3 separate regions of the Homo sapiens genome follow, and all the other regions are linked to region 2. The links are chromatin contacts, found by Hi-C or POLR2A ChIA-PET in ENCODE. All regions are on one chromosome and are shown on one strand. Each heading gives the region's core, a stretch centred on a gene start or an enhancer-like site at or near the end of the contact. The rest is flanking DNA. Distances are from core to core; before and after follow the strand shown. Region 1 holds the start of ATP13A1 (ATPase 13A1). Region 2 holds the start of JUNB (JunB proto-oncogene, AP-1 transcription factor subunit). Region 3 overlaps LSM4 (LSM4 homolog, U6 small nuclear RNA and mRNA degradation associated).

What was found. A loop is a pair of places that touch in the nucleus more often than their neighbours do. ChIA-PET counts read pairs that join two places held with the same protein, here RNA polymerase II (POLR2A). Pooled maps may share reads with other maps.
Region 1: a map with no recorded cell type shows a loop between it and region 2 (18-fold over the local background). The contact joins the promoter of ATP13A1 here to the promoter of JUNB in region 2. A Hi-C loop is called at or near these places in 2 of 37 single-sample maps with no recorded cell type and 6 of 50 pooled maps. POLR2A ChIA-PET finds 5 or more read pairs at or near these places in 1 of 52 experiments (activated CD8-positive, alpha-beta memory T cell).
Region 3: a pooled map shows a loop between it and region 2 (4-fold over the local background). The contact joins the enhancer-like site here to the promoter of JUNB in region 2. A Hi-C loop is called at or near these places in 1 of 168 maps with a recorded cell type or tissue (naive thymus-derived CD4-positive, alpha-beta T cell) and 8 of 50 pooled maps. POLR2A ChIA-PET finds 5 or more read pairs at or near these places in 1 of 52 experiments (BJ).

What each region holds. Positions count from the first base shown.
Region 1 is chr19:19,660,655-19,665,540 of GRCh38, reverse strand. It overlaps ATP13A1 (ATPase 13A1), which reads left to right and starts at 1,865. Exons shown (of 26, transcript NM_020410.3): 1 at 1,865-2,270. The coding sequence starts at 1,875. RefSeq lists silencers at 1,379-1,428, 1,869-2,128 and enhancers at 1,529-1,818, 2,162-2,263, 1,535-2,517, 2,649-2,698, 3,399-3,878 and 1 more.
Region 2 is chr19:12,788,965-12,793,243 of GRCh38, reverse strand. JUNB (JunB proto-oncogene, AP-1 transcription factor subunit) reads right to left here and starts at 1,758. Exons shown (of 1, transcript NM_002229.3): 1 at 1-1,758. The coding sequence starts at 1,472. The coding sequence ends at 429. It also overlaps a transcript of HOOK2 not described here. RefSeq lists silencers at 960-1,069, 1,440-2,019, 2,880-3,649, cis regulatory regions at 1,499-2,053, 2,893-3,413 and enhancers at 1,784-2,395, 2,696-3,195, 4,100-4,279.
Region 3 is chr19:18,301,394-18,306,276 of GRCh38, reverse strand. It overlaps LSM4 (LSM4 homolog, U6 small nuclear RNA and mRNA degradation associated), which reads left to right. Exons shown (of 5, transcript NM_012321.5): 5 at 1-41. Among named protein-coding and RNA genes, the nearest start is that of LSM4, 19 kb to the left of the region's middle. RefSeq lists enhancers at 803-1,308, 1,199-1,578 and a cis regulatory region at 4,808-4,883. Within about 2 kb of position 1,621, at least 37 of the 41 ENCODE cell types and tissues checked have a DNase peak (open chromatin) inside an H3K27ac peak, as active enhancers do.

The DNA.
Region 1 (4,886 bases), core at 616-3,115, 6.9 Mb before region 2:
CCGGAGCGGTGGCATGCGCCTGTAATCCCAGTTACTTGGGAGGCTGAAATGGGAGAATCGATTGAACTCGGAAAGTGGAGTTTGCAGTGAGCGGACATCGCGCCACTGCACTCCAGCCTGGGCGACAGAGTGAGACTTCATCTCGAAAAATTAAAAAAAGAATATGCAACAATATAAGCTACAAAATTTAAATATCCAATAAATTTTAAGTTTAAATAAATTTGCTGTATCAGAGGACAAAAAGAAACATAAAATAGTTACTGTTTGTCACACATACTGTTTAATCCTACTAATTGGTACTGTTAAGTAGTCCTATTGTGGTTTTGTTCAAATAGCATTTATGCAACAGTACAGTTAATAATATAGAACTATATAATTTCTTTTTTTTTTTTTTTTCAGACAGAGTCTCGCTCTGTCGCCCAGGCTGGAGTGCAGTGGCGCGATCTCGGCTCACTGCAAGCTCCGCCTCCCAGGTTCAGGCCATTCTCCTGCCTCAGCCTCCCGAGTAGCTGGGACTACAGGCGCCTGCAACCACGCCCGGCTAATTTTTTGTATTTTTAGTAGAGACGGGGTTTCACTGTGTTAGCCAGGACGGTCTCGATCTCCTGAACTCGTGATCCGCCCGCCTCGGCCTCCCAAAGTGCTGGAATTACAGGGGTGAGCCACCGCGCCCGGCCTAGAAGTATATAATTTCAAGTAAACACCAGTTTTTCATTTTTTATGTTAAAGTGGTAATTTCTTTTTTTTTTTTTTTTTTTTTTTGGAGACAGAGTCTCGCTCTGTCGCCCAGGCTGGAGGGCAGTGGCACAATCTCCGCTCACTGCAAGCTCTGCCTCTCCAGTTCGCGCCATTCTGCCTCAGGCTCCGGAGTAGCTGGGACTACAGGCGCCCGCCACCACGCCCGGAGAATTTTTTTTTTTTTTTTGTATTTTTAGTGGAGACGGGGTTTCACCGCGTTAGCCAGGATGGTCTCGATCTCCTGACCTCGGCCTCCCAAAGTGCTGGGATTACAGGCGTGAGCCACCGCGCCCGGCCTAAAGTGGTTTTTGTAATTCATTTTTCTTTTTTTTTTTTTTGAGACAGTCTTGCTCTGTTGGCCAGGCTGAAGTGCAGTGGAGCAATCTTGGCTCACTGCAACCTCCGTCTCCCGGGCTCAAGCAATTCTCCTGCCTCATCCTCCCGAGTAGCTGGGATTACAGGCATGTGCCACCACGCCCGGCTAATTTTTGTATTTTTAGTAGAGACGTGGTTTCACCATGTTGGGTCTTGAACTCCTGATCTCAGGTGATCCACCCGCCTCGCCTCCCAAAGTGTTGGGATTACAGGCGTGAGCCACCGCGCCCGGCTAGTATTTGTAATTCTTATCTATCACATTAAGGCTCTTGTCCGGTGTGGTTGTGTTCCGGGGCGGTCCCCGACCCCGCCCCTCACAAGCCCCGCCCCCCGCACCGGGCCCCGCCTCCTGAACTCCGAAGCTCCCGACCCCGCCTCCGCAGGGTCCAGGCTTCGCCCCTGGTGACAGGTGGTGCTGGTGTAGTCAAGGAGGAGGGCTCGCTTTTTTTGGTTCAGGTTGTCATGGTGGCGCCCAAGCCCGCCTTGCCGGCCTTGTCTTTTCCGGTCTCAGTCCGGCGTGGCAGCGGAGGCAGGCACCGTTAGGTCTTCCAGTCCCTCTCTGTCATGGCGACGCCCAGCCTCTTCTTCCGGCCACAGCCTGTCATGGCGGCACCCGAAGTAGTCCCTGCCGGGGCCAGCCTGTTCTGTTGCCCTGGCTCTTCCTAGTCCAGGCTGCCATGGCGGCGCTCAGGGCTTACCGGAAGTAAAACTTCGGAAGTGAGGCGTTCCTCTGCCCGGAAGTGAGCGCGGCGCTAGGAAAGATGGCGGCAGCGGCGGCGGTGGGCAACGCGGTGCCCTGCGGGGCCCGGCCTTGCGGGGTCCGGCCTGACGGGCAGCCCAAGCCCGGGCCGCAGCCGCGCGCGCTCCTTGCCGCCGGGCCGGCGCTCATAGCGAACGGTGACGAGCTGGTGGCTGCCGTGTGGCCGTACCGGCGGTTGGCGCTGTTGCGGCGCCTCACGGTGCTGCCATTCGCCGGGCTGCTTTACCCGGCCTGGTTGGGTGCCGCAGCCGCTGGCTGCTGGGGCTGGGGCAGCAGTTGGGTGCAGATCCCCGAAGCTGCGCTGCTCGTGCTTGCCACCATCTGCCTCGCGCACGCGCTCACTGTCCTCTCGGGGCATTGGTCTGTGCACGCGCATTGCGCGCTCACCTGCACCCCGGTAAGTGTGTACACGCGAGCCCGACCCCCAGCACGGTCGAGCCTCGCCGTGGGTCCCAGCTGCGGCCTTCCTGTCGGTCACCATCGCGACCTGGGCCACTCATCTGCCTGGCCTGGATTCCCAGGGGCACCCTCTACACTTTGGCGCAGGCTTAATCATGACCCCACTGCTGACTTGCTGTGCATGCCTGGTGCGGGTTATTTCCTTTTTCTGAAGTCCTCCCTGTTATGGTCATTTAGATTCAGTGATGTAATACTTGTAAAAGGCTTAGCGCAGGGCCCAGCATACGTCGCCCAGGTCAGGTAGGAGTTGTTTATACTAGTTCCCATATTAGCGACTACTCTTGTTCTGGAAACGGCCCTACCTTCCATCTCATCTGTCTCCTACCTTGGTTTTCAAAGTGTAAGGCGAGATCACTGGGATAGGTTTCCCCCATCTATGAAGCTTAGTTGGTTCTTAGACTGAACCAAGTCTTGCTGTCCAGTGCTTAGTGGTCTTCCATACTGTGATGGAAAGGAGCATGAAATGCAGTTAATTACAGTGTTGAAGAGAGGCAGAGGTGTTTATGAGCGAGTCATTTACATGATGTCTTTCCGCAAAATGAGGGTGGTGATACTGAGTTCTGTCGGGGATACAACAGCAAGCAAGGTCGCGCTCCTGACCCACAGTTTAGAGTTCTGAGTGACCAAGTGTCGTCGGAGGAGTTGGTGACTGTGAGCTTCCCTGGGCCTGAAGCAGTGACTGTGTCGTCTCTCTCTGGGCCTGCCTCAGGTGACACCAGCAGGTTTGGAGCCATGGACACTGAGGTATATCAGGAAGCTTCCCCTCTGATTCCAGGAGTGTGTTTGCCTCAAGAAGAGGAAAAGGGAACAGCATCAAGGGCTACAGAAAGACAGAAGCCCCCCACCCTGGCTGGCTCTGAATGTGGGTAGAATCCTCATTCTCCTCTCCTGAGAGACAACCTGTTCTGTCCTTCAAAAAGACTTATCTATCCCAGGGGAGGAGCTCAACGTGGTAGCTTTGAGGTAGTACAATGAAAGACACCAATGAGGGACAAAATAAAGGAGGGGTTAAGGGGACTGTGGCACCGCTCAAACTTCAGCTGCCTTTTGACCTGCAGCTAAGCAGCTTAGCTCTTAACTTCCTCTCCAGGGATGGAGAAGTGGGAGGAGCTGAACAGCCATCAGCCAGGAGAGGTGGATCTGGGTTTGATTCAGATCTCAGAAAGGGCCGCTTCTGCTCTCTGAGTTTCAGTTTCCCCCTTCTGTAAACTGAGAACCGTAACTAACAACTACTGGGTGCCATCTTGAGAAGCGGAGATGATATCTGCAGAGTGCCCGCCCTGGGGCCATCACAGCGTATAGCCTCTTGTACCTTTCTTCCGTGACGTCACGTTTGTAGTTATGTGATTGTTGTTATTTGCTGCCTGCTTTGGAGGCCCATGAACCACCCGTGCGGTGGCGCTTTGTTTCTGCGGGTCATCATTGTGCTCCCCCCATCTCCATGCAGCTCGTCTCCATGCAGCTCGGTCTAGCAGAGCAGCAGAGGAATGGATGGCGGTTCACGGGGTCCAGGGAGCACTGAACGAGTTCCATTCAACATTTCTGTGTCTTAGGTGCTGGGGAAACAGCAGTGAACAAAACAGGCAAATCCCCCTGCCTTTGTGGTGTTACTGGGAGGGAGAACTCATAGTCAGCAGTTGATGCCAAACAGAGATGACATCTAACATCAGGACAGGATGGGACATTGCCGGGAACTTTAGATGGGGCAGCCAGGGAGGGGCTCCTGAGAAGGTGATGTTTCAGCAAAAGCCTGAGGCAGCAAGGGAGCTGTGTGACTGTGTATTCCGGGCAGAGAAAACAGCACATGCCAAGGCCCTTTGCTGAGGCACGATCGAGCCCCATGTGCGTGTGGAGCTGTGGAGTGTAGTGAGCAGGGTTGGTGGAAGAGGCAGAGCTGAGCAGGAGGCCGGGGGCCTGTGATGGGGCGGGGGCTTGGCTCACGTGAATTGAGGACGTACTGGGTGGGTGCCTGGCAGCGTTCTTCCTATTTGAGTTCATGTCACCTTCAGCAGAGCAGAGCCCTGGGCATTAGGTGCTGTCTGTGCACCCAGCTTCCCAGCTTTTTTTGTTGTTGTTTTTGTTTTTGTTTTGTTTTTTGGGGTTTTTTTGTTTGTTTGTTTGTTTGTTTTTGAGATGGAGTCTGGCTCTGTTGCCCAGGCTGGAGTGCAGTGGCACAATCTCGGCTCACTGCAACCTCCGCCTCCCAGGTTCAAGTGATTGTTCTGCCTCAGCCTCCCGAGTAGCTGAGACTACAGGTGCCTGCCACTATGCCCAGCTAATTTTTATATTTTTAGTAGAGACGGGGTTTCACCATATTGGCCAGGCTGGTCTCAAACTCCTGACCTCGTGATCCCCCCTGCCTCAGCCTCCCAAAGTGCTGGGATTACAGGTGTGAGCCACTGCACCCAGCCTTTTTATTTTGAGACAGAGTCCTGCTCTGTCGCCCAGGCTGGAGTGCAGTGGTGCAATCTCGGCTCACTGCAAGCTCTGCCTCCTGGGTGCACGCCATTCTCCTGCCTCAGCCTCCCAAGTAGCTGGGACTACAGATGCCTGC
Region 2 (4,279 bases), core at 509-3,008:
CGTCTTAAAATAAACTCTTTAGAGACTAAGTGCGTGTTTCTTTTCCACAGTACGGTGCAGAGAGGGGAGGGCAGGGGGCGGGGGTCCCCTTCCCAATGTCCCCGCGGGCTTGAGTACCAGGCGGCGGGGCCAGCTCCGCCGCGATCGCCCCCTCTTCCCCTCCCTGTTAAATACACAAATATATTATATTCAATATGAATCGAGTCTGTTTCCAGCAGAAAAAAAACATACAAAAAAAAGTGGAAGGGGGGGCTTGTAAACGTCGAGGTGGAAGGACTGGGCGCAGGGTAGGAGGGCCGGAGTCCAGTGTGGTTTGCGGCGCCCCTAGGTCCCAGGGTGGGTGCCCACCGCCTGCTCCCTGGACCCCAGTGGGAGGCGTGTGCCCAGCCGTCCAAGCGAGGGGGTGTCCGTAAAGGGGCAGGGGACGTTCAGAAGGCGTGTCCCTTGACCCCAAGCAGCAGCTGACAGCCGTTGCTGACGTGGGTCATGACCTTCTGTTTGAGCTGGGCCACCTGCTCCCGGAGGAGGCCGGCGGTACTCGACAGCCCCGCGTTCTCGGCCTTGAGCGTCTTCACCTTGTCCTCCAGGCGCGCGATGCGCTCCAGCTTCCGCTTCCGGCACTTGGTGGCCGCCAGCCGGTTCCGCAGCCGCTTGCGCTCCACTTTGATGCGCTCTTGGTCTTCCATGTTGATGGGGGACACCGGCGGCGTGGCGTCCCGGCTGCGCGCCTCCGGCACGGTCTGCGGTTCCTCCTTGAAGGTGGAGGCGCCGCGGCCCAAGCCCAGCTGCGCCGGGTGGCCACCGGCGAAGGGCGGCGCGTGTGGGAGGTAGCTGATGGTGGTCGTCGGGTACGAGCTCCCGGTCCCGACGGCAGCCCCGGCGCCTCCCGAGGACGCAGAGGCTGGGGAGTAGCTGCTGAGGTTGGTGTAAACGGGAGGTGGCTCCGGGCCGGCGTAGACGCCCCCGGGCCCAGCCGGGGGCCCCCCGGTAGCGCCCAGGGACACGTTGGGGGGTGTCACGTGGTTCATCTTGTGCAGATCGTCCAGGGCTTTGACAAAGCCGTCGGCGAAGCCCTCCTGCTCCTCGGTGACGCCGCCCCCTGCGCCCCCTGCACCTCCACCGCTGCCACCCCCGCGGGGGTAAAAGTACTGTCCCGGGGGTGTAGGCGTCGTCGTGATCACGCCGTTGCTGTTGGGGACAATCAGGCGTTCCAGCTCCGAAGAGGCGAGCTTGAGAGACGCGCCGGTGTCCGAGCCCTGACCAGAAAAGTAGCTGCCGCCACCGCCGCCCTCTGGGCCGGGTCCGCGAGCCCCAGGCGCTTTGAGACTCCGGTAGGGGTCGGCCAGGTTGACCGCCAGGCTCGGTTTCAGGAGTTTGTAGTCGTGTAGAGAGAGGCCACCAGGGGCCCGGCCGTATCCCGTAGCTGTGTATGAGTCGTCGTGGTAGAAGGGCTGTTCCATTTTAGTGCACATCCGGGCGGCCCAGGCGGTCTGGGGAGGGTCCCTGCGGGGCCGCTCCGGGCCTCGCTGCAGCGAGCGGCGAGCTCTCCGCTGCGGTGACCGGACTGGGTGCCTGGTCGCGCGTTCTCGGGGGCTGGCGCGGGCGGGTAGCAGCCAGCCGGCAGCTGTGCGCAAAAGCCCTGTCAGGCTTCCCGAGCCCCCGTCGCCCTCTCTGGCGCGATAGCTTTCCTGGCGTCGTTTCCCCCAGCTCCCAGCTCCCTGCTGGCTCCGAGGCTGGCCTGGCCGCTCTCAAGGTCCCAGCCGCTCAGCCTGAGCCACACGCCTTTATACCGCGCTAGTCAGCCACGGAAGTGCGCTCCGATTGGCCGTCGCCGGAGCCGGGCCCCCGCGCCCCCCTCCTCGAGCGTGGGGAAGGGGAGGAGGCGGCTCGCGTCACTGTCAGGAAGCGCGTGTCCTTGTAAACAGCGGCCACGGGCCGGGTGGCTCGGCGGGGCTGCAGGGGGAGGGGCTCAAAGGACCTCGGGGTACGCATGGAAGGAGGTGCTGGGGGGCCCAGGCACATGAGTGAGGGGTTTCAGGGAGGAGGATGATTTCCCTGGAGTCCACTGGGACAAATACCAGGACCTGGTACGCAGCAAGTGGGGTGAGGGTCCCAGTATGTGCGAAGAAACCCCTGAGGTACCCAGAATACGAGAGGGGTAGGAGGACTGACAATCCATTGGGAGACCCCAAAAAGCAGAAATGAGGGTTAAGCACTGTAAATCGGGAGGGTTAAGGAGACACCTGACCCAGGAATTGACTGGGGGTCCCGGGCTCAGAAGGATGCGGGACTGGAATTTTCACAGGACGGAGGAGGGGAGAGATCAAAAGGGGTGAGTGGGTGGAGCTGCATGACCCATTAAATTGCAAGAAATGAGTAGGGGTCCAGGAGCTCATGGGAGCTGAGTCCAGAGTCTGAGGCTCTCCCGTAAGCGGGAAGGAGGCATTAGGGGAAGTCTAGATATGCAGAAAGCTAGTAAGCGGCCTGGGGTACACTGAGGCAGGTAAAATATGCCAGGTAGAAGATGGAGACATGTCTGCCAGAAATTGGGGACCACTGGGGTCATCTGCTAGCCCGGATGAAGGAGAGAGTTAGAAGGGGCCGGACACATCTTCGGAGCAGAGAAGACAATAAGAGGGTACTCAGTTGACATGTGAGGAGGGGGCCTTGAGGGTCCCGCGCACCAGGACTGCTGGATCTTCCACGACTGCTGCTCCCCCTCGATGGTAACCTCTTAGTCATCTGTATTCTCTGTCCCCCATCCTAAAACCCTCCCCTATTGACCCTGGGCTTTGCCCAACACCGTGTCGGCTCCTAGAGCCTGGACCCAGCCCGACGGCTGGGGCGCGGTCGCCCAACCCCACTCCCTTCCTTAGAAACAGGCTGGGGAAAGAGCGCAGAGGCAGGAAGTGTGGCAACAGCCCCGGGGGAAGGAGCCCGGCCCTGTCTCCGTCACTCGGATCCTACGGGACCGTGCGCCCCGCCCTGGGTCCCGCCGCATCCTGCGCCTCGGAAGAGGAACCTGGGCGTGCGAGCCCCCGCGGAGGCCCGGGTGCTTGGAGCCCGCCCAGCCGCGGCAGCCTCCAGCCACCATCCTCTCCCCTCAAGCAATGGTTCCGCCCGCGGTGCCTGCAGGGGACCGCGGAGGCAGGCGGCTTGGGGAGTGTTCCATTGGCCCGACGGCGGGGGACGCAGCCGAGGAGCGGGGCCTGGTCGCCATGGCAACAGGCGGGAGTCCGCGGGCAGGACTGAGCGCGGGCCGGCCCCCGAAGTCTCTCCCCGCCGCCCATATTAGGGCACAGGAAGAGGTGGGACCAGCGCTGTCCTGGGGCCCCGAGCCAGAAGCGGGGAACCCGACTATCTGCCAGGTCCCAGGGCGCGCCTGGGCCCCCAGACTGCTAGTCCCGACCAGCCCCGACCGCCGCCCCCGGGGCCCCCACGGCCGCCTGGCCCGGCCCCGCCCCACCCCGCCGCTTTGGGGCTGCGTCCTGCCAGGCCCGGCCTGGCCCAACCCAGCCCGGCAGGTCCCCGCCTGCCCGCGGGCCTGGGTCGGACTTCGCCCCCGGCCCGACGGGGCGCGGAGAGGGCGGGCCGATGCCTCGAGGCGCCCCCGGCGCCTGGGCGGGCTGGAACGGCGGCTGCCTCCTCCCTCGGGTGGGGTGCCCTTCCCTTCTGCCAGGAGATCTGGAGCTCCGTCCCCAACACCCCCCACTCACTCATGTGAGTCAGGGGCCCCACTCTCGTTTTAGTCTGCAGGTCCCATCCTACTATCATCCAGAATACCTAGAGGGAGCCCCCCTCCTTCCCTAGAGTAGCTCTGTCATCTGAGAGCTTCCCTCCCCGAGTCAGAGAAGACCTGAAAATCTAAGGGGAGAATATGAGGGAACCCAGAGCCCCTTCCCGGGAAGGGCTGCGGCGAGGTGCAGACGGTCAGGCTTCCAGTTAGACTTAAGGTGGGACTTCCGAGCAGTTAGTGTGTGAACCCACTAGACCAAGAGGTGAGAAGCCTAGTGTCTCTGTCTCTGTCTCTGTCTCTCTCTCTCTCTCTTTGTCTCTCTCTCTCTCTCTCAGCTTCCCAGGCCTCTGTCTTCTGGAGGATGAAGAGAGCCTCTCTCTTCTTTAGGGTAGAAAGAGGCTAAGGGATAGGGGTTAAACAGCCATTCCGGGGCAGCCTAGATCTCACCAAGTGTGGGAAAGAGAAGGAAAACGAAAGAGGCGAAAAAGAAACTGAGCTATGTGGGGGCAGGGGGAAGTCCAGCAGTGCAGTGGCCTTGCTGGA
Region 3 (4,883 bases), core at 372-2,871, 5.5 Mb before region 2:
TTTGAGAGGTGATTGGAATAAAAGGTCCCGTCCGTGAGGAACTCTTTTTCTTGAGTCTTCAGAGTTACTTGCCATCGTATAGATTTTGCATTTACAATGTCCTCGCCTGGGATGTTCTCCTTGTGTGTGGGGTGGGGGACAGGGATGGATATCTGCAGTCGCCTGAATCCTCTCCGCCACAGCGGCACTTGATTGATGGTTAGAGATGGGGCATGTGGGGTCCAGGATGTGGCCTGCCCTGAACCTCACAAACCCGCCCCCTCAACACAGGCAGGGGCAGCAGTTGGGGGCCCGGGCCTGGAAGCCTTGGGATGCACCGGCCCACGGCACCCACCTGCCTGTTGGACAAGAGCATTTTTTTTTTTTTTTTGAGACGGAGTCTCGCTCTGTTGCCCAGGCTGGAGTGCAGTGGCACAATCTTGGCTCACTGCAACCTCTGCCTCGTGTGTTCAAGCGATTCTCTTGCCTTAGCCTCCTGAGTAGCTGGGATTACAGGTGTGCACCAACACAGACGGCTAATTTTTGTATTTTTAGTACAGACACAGTTCCACCATGTTGGCGAGGCTGGTCTTGAACTCCTGATCTCAAGTGATCCTCCCGCCTTGGCCTCCCAAAGTGCTGGGATTACAGGCATGAGCCACTGCGCCTGGTCGACAGGAGCATCTCTTGGCACACCCCATGCCCCTACAGTGTGGGCCGTGCAGGGGGCTGGGCTCACAGGGCGAGGTGGGTGGGGCAATGTTTAGAGGAGGAGGGAAGGAAGGGTGGGGAGCAGGGAGGCCCCATTTGCAGCTCCTGCCCCATGTCCTAGACTCACCGGCCCTTAGAGGCCTCTGGGGCTCTCCAAGGGGCCTGGGCTCCTTCCTCCCAGGGGTTGTGTGTGTCACGAGGCGTGGATCAAATCCAGGAGCTCTGGGGTCAGGCATCCTGGGAAGTTGGGATGGGAAAGCCCTCGAAGGCCCCTTCCCCTTCCTGATCTCCGTTTGGTTTTTTCTCCCTGACCAGGCTCTGAACTCAGAATGTGTTCCAACACCCCCTAGGTGCCTTCTCACCATTCAGGGTCCCAGGTGCTGGGGCTAATCCCCGGGCTCTTTTGCCTGCGTAATTGTGGCTTCTTGCCGGCGCAGCCAGACGCAGAGCCGGCTCTGACCTTTCCAGCCCGGCAGCTGCGGGCTCCTGGCCCGTGACTTGAGCCGCAGAGTCCCCTCGTCTGCCTCTGCCAACTTGGCCTTGTGGGCTAGAGTGGCCCCTGCTTAGGGGCAGCCAACTTCCAGAAGCTTCCGGCCCCCCTCCCTCGAGCTGGGTGTCGGACCAGCTCTGTGTTTCATTCTTCCTGGTTGGTTTCACAAAGCCTCATCCTCAGCCCCCTCAACAAGAAAAGAAACCAAAAGCACCAGTCTAGTTCCTAAATCCAAGGCTTCCAGGTCTTTCTGTCCCTCCGATGGTCTGTGCCCTCCTCACCCAACTGGGGCTGCCTTTATCGTAGATGGTCCCCACCCGCCCCCAGACCTTCTCGCCTGGAGTTTGCTTTCTGTTAGGGAGGCCCACGCCTGGCGCTGTGCTGTGACTCAGCCGGGGGCTGAGCTCTGCAGGGCCAGCCCACAGTCCCCCGCCAGAGTGCGACAGGCCCGGGTCGGCTGCTGACGCCACCTCATCCTGGAGCCAAACACCCGCTTCAGGGACAAAAGTGCAGAGGCTGGCCTTGGGCAGTGGCCCCCGAGAGGCAGCTGTGGGAAGCCATCCCTCTCTCCTCCTCCTCCTCCTCCTTCTCCTTCTCCTCCCCCATCCCCCTCCTCTCACTCCCCATCTTCCTCCCCATTCCCCTCCTCCTCCATCCTCCTCCACTCATCCCCCACTCCCATCCCCCATCCCCCTCCTCTCTCTCCTCCTCCTCTCCTCCTCTGGGCTTCACCTGCTGTTCCCAGCACTACTCTGACAGCCACCCCCAGATGGCCTGTGTCCCTGTCACCTCCCTCCCCACCTTCTTCTTTTGGAGCCCAGGGCCTGGCACGAGCCTGGCACTAGGGCCACTTGCCTTGTCCCAGGTGCTGGTGACACAGCCCCGGCAATCCTTCCCTTCCACAGGAGTGAGCCAGCCACAAGCATATGCATATCAAATGCATAAATGCTGTAAAAAGAAGAAACCAGGCCAGGCGCAGTGGCTCATGCCTGTAACCCCAGCACTTTGGGAGGCCGAAGTGGGCGGATCACCTGAGATAAGGAGTTCAAAACCTGGCCATCATGGTGAAACCCCATCTCTATTAAAAATACAAAAATTAGCCGGACGTGATGGCACAAACCTGTAATCCCAGCTACTCAGAAGGCTGAGGCAGGAGAATCGCTTGAACCTGGGAGGCGGAGGTTGCAGTGAGCTGAGATCGCGCCACTGCACTCCAGCCTGGGCGACAGATCGAGACTCTCAAAAAAAAGAAAAAGAAACCAGAAACAGGGCGGGCTCGTGAGGAGGTGAATGAAGAGGTGGTCAGGGAAGGTGAGAGAAGGACACTGAAGATTCAGGAAGGGCCTGAGAGACGAGGGAGCCAGCCACCTTGGGAAAGAACATTCTGGACCAGCAGGGGTCAGGAGGACAGTCCCGTGCAAAGGCCCTGTGCCCAGGGGACACAGGAGCAAACAGAAGGGCAGGAAATGGGGAGGATGTGGGCCCTGAGTGACATGAGAAGCAGCCACAGAGGGTTCTGGAACAGTCAGAAGCAGGGGTGGAAGCAGGAAGGGGGCAGTGCTGGGGCCTCAGGGCAGGGAGGAGGAGGCTGCCAGGGCCTAGGCTGACCAGCTGGCCTTGCCCAGGAAGTGCAGGACCCCGAGGTGGCACCTCCTTTCCACAGAGCAAGAGGAGGCCGGCTGGGTGCTGTGGCTCACAGCGGCAACTGTAATTCCAACACTTTGGGAGGTCGAGGCAGGCGGATCACCTGAGGCCAGGAGTTTGAGACCAGCCTGGCCAACGAGGTGAAACCTTATTTCTACTAAGAATACAAAAATTAGCCAGGTGTGGTGGCACGTGGTGCCTGTAATCCCAGCTACTCAGGAGGCTGAGGCAGGAGAATTGCTTAAACCCAGGAGGCAGAGGTTGCAGTGAGCCAAGATAGCGCCACTGCACTCCAGCCTGGGCGACAGAACGAGAGTCTGTCTCAAAAAAATGATACTACTAATAATAAATTAAAAATTTTTTAAAAATTTAAGAGGAGGTCCAGTCAAACCAAGTCTCGAGTGGACAAGAAGCTGCTGGCCACACAGAGAGAGCCGGAACAGGTGGAGGAACTGCAAGCACGGAGCCTCTGAACTTCTGTGGGGAAGGGGCAGAGGGGGTCAGGGCTCAGGCCAGAAGCCCCTACAGGGCCGGGCGCGGTGGCTCATGCCTGTAATCCCAGCACTTTGGGAAGGCAAGGCGGGTGGGCGCCTGTGGTCCCAGCTACTTGGGAGGCTGAGGCAGGAGAATGCCGCGAACCAGGGAGGCGGAGCTTGCAGTGATCGGAGATCACGCCACTGCACTCCAGCCTGGGCGACAGAGCAAGACTCCGTCTCAAAAGAAAAAATAAAATAAAATAAAATAAAAAAGAAGCCCCTACAGGAGCTGGGGTGGGCACTTGCAGGGATCTGTTCCTGACGCTTGGCATCAGCCACTTCTTTTTTTTTTTTTTTTTTTTGAGACAAAGTCTCACTCTGTCGCCCTGGCCGGAGGGCAGTGGCGCGATCTCCACTTACTGAAACCTCTGTCTCTCAGGTTCAAGCAATTCTCCTGCCTCAGCCTCCCGAATAGCTGGGATTACAGGCGTCCGCCACCACGCCCAGCTAATTTTTGCATTTTTTAGTAGAGACAGGATTTCGCCATGTTGGCTAGGCTGGTCTCGAACTCCTGACCTCGGGCAATCCGCCCGCCTCGGCCTCCCAAAGTGCTGGGATTACAGGCGTAAGCCATCTCGCCCGGCCAAGCATCAGCCTCTTCTCAAGGAGACTTCGAGTGAGGGCGAGGATTCCCCGAGCTCCCACTCAGCCTTGCCGCTCAGCCCCGTGGGTTTCCAAAGCCACTTCCAACCCAGCACCTCCGAGGGTCCTCACAGATGGAGAAATGAAGGCTCAGGACAGGCACACAATCCAAGCAACAGCCGATAATTGTTTTTTATTTTTTTTACAGATAGGGGTCTCACCATGTTGTCCAGGCTGGTCTCAAACTCCTAGGCTCAAACGATCCTCCCACCTTAGCCTCCCAAAGTGCTGGGATTACAGGCCTGAGCCAGTATGCTCAGCCAACCATTGTTTATCTATCATGAATGTGTGCCAGGCAGCTCCGGAACTCACCCATAGGGTGGCATCGTCATTCACTGCTCAGGCACAGAGAGGGTGAGGAACCTGCCCCAGGTCACACAGCAATGGTGACCTCCTCTTTCCACTGCCTCCTTAAACCTGAAGGATCCATTGACCTTCTCCCAGCTCAGGCACAGTCAGGACCCCAAAATTGGTTGGGAATAGGGTGTGGGGGGTAAGCAAGATCGGCTGCTGCTTTAAAACTCACTCCCCTGATTGTAACATCAGCTGAGGGACAGGATTTGAGGCACATAGTTAGGTGCCTGGAGGGCTTAACCCTACCGTGCCTCAGTTTCCTCCCTGGTCGGGGGGATAACAGCAGCTCTACCTCATGGGGGTTATTGGGCAGATTGCATGAAGGGAGGATGCCAGTAATCATTTTAGGACTGGCCTGGTATACAGCAAGTGCTCAATAAATGCTTGAAATAATCTAAGATGGCATCTCGCCTAGCACCTGTGGGGTGTCCAGAACCTCACGGGGGACCCTCCATCTTTACAACTATGGGGTTGGCGTGAGCAGCTCATTGTCCCAGGGCACCCAGGCAGTGGCCCCTCTGGATTGG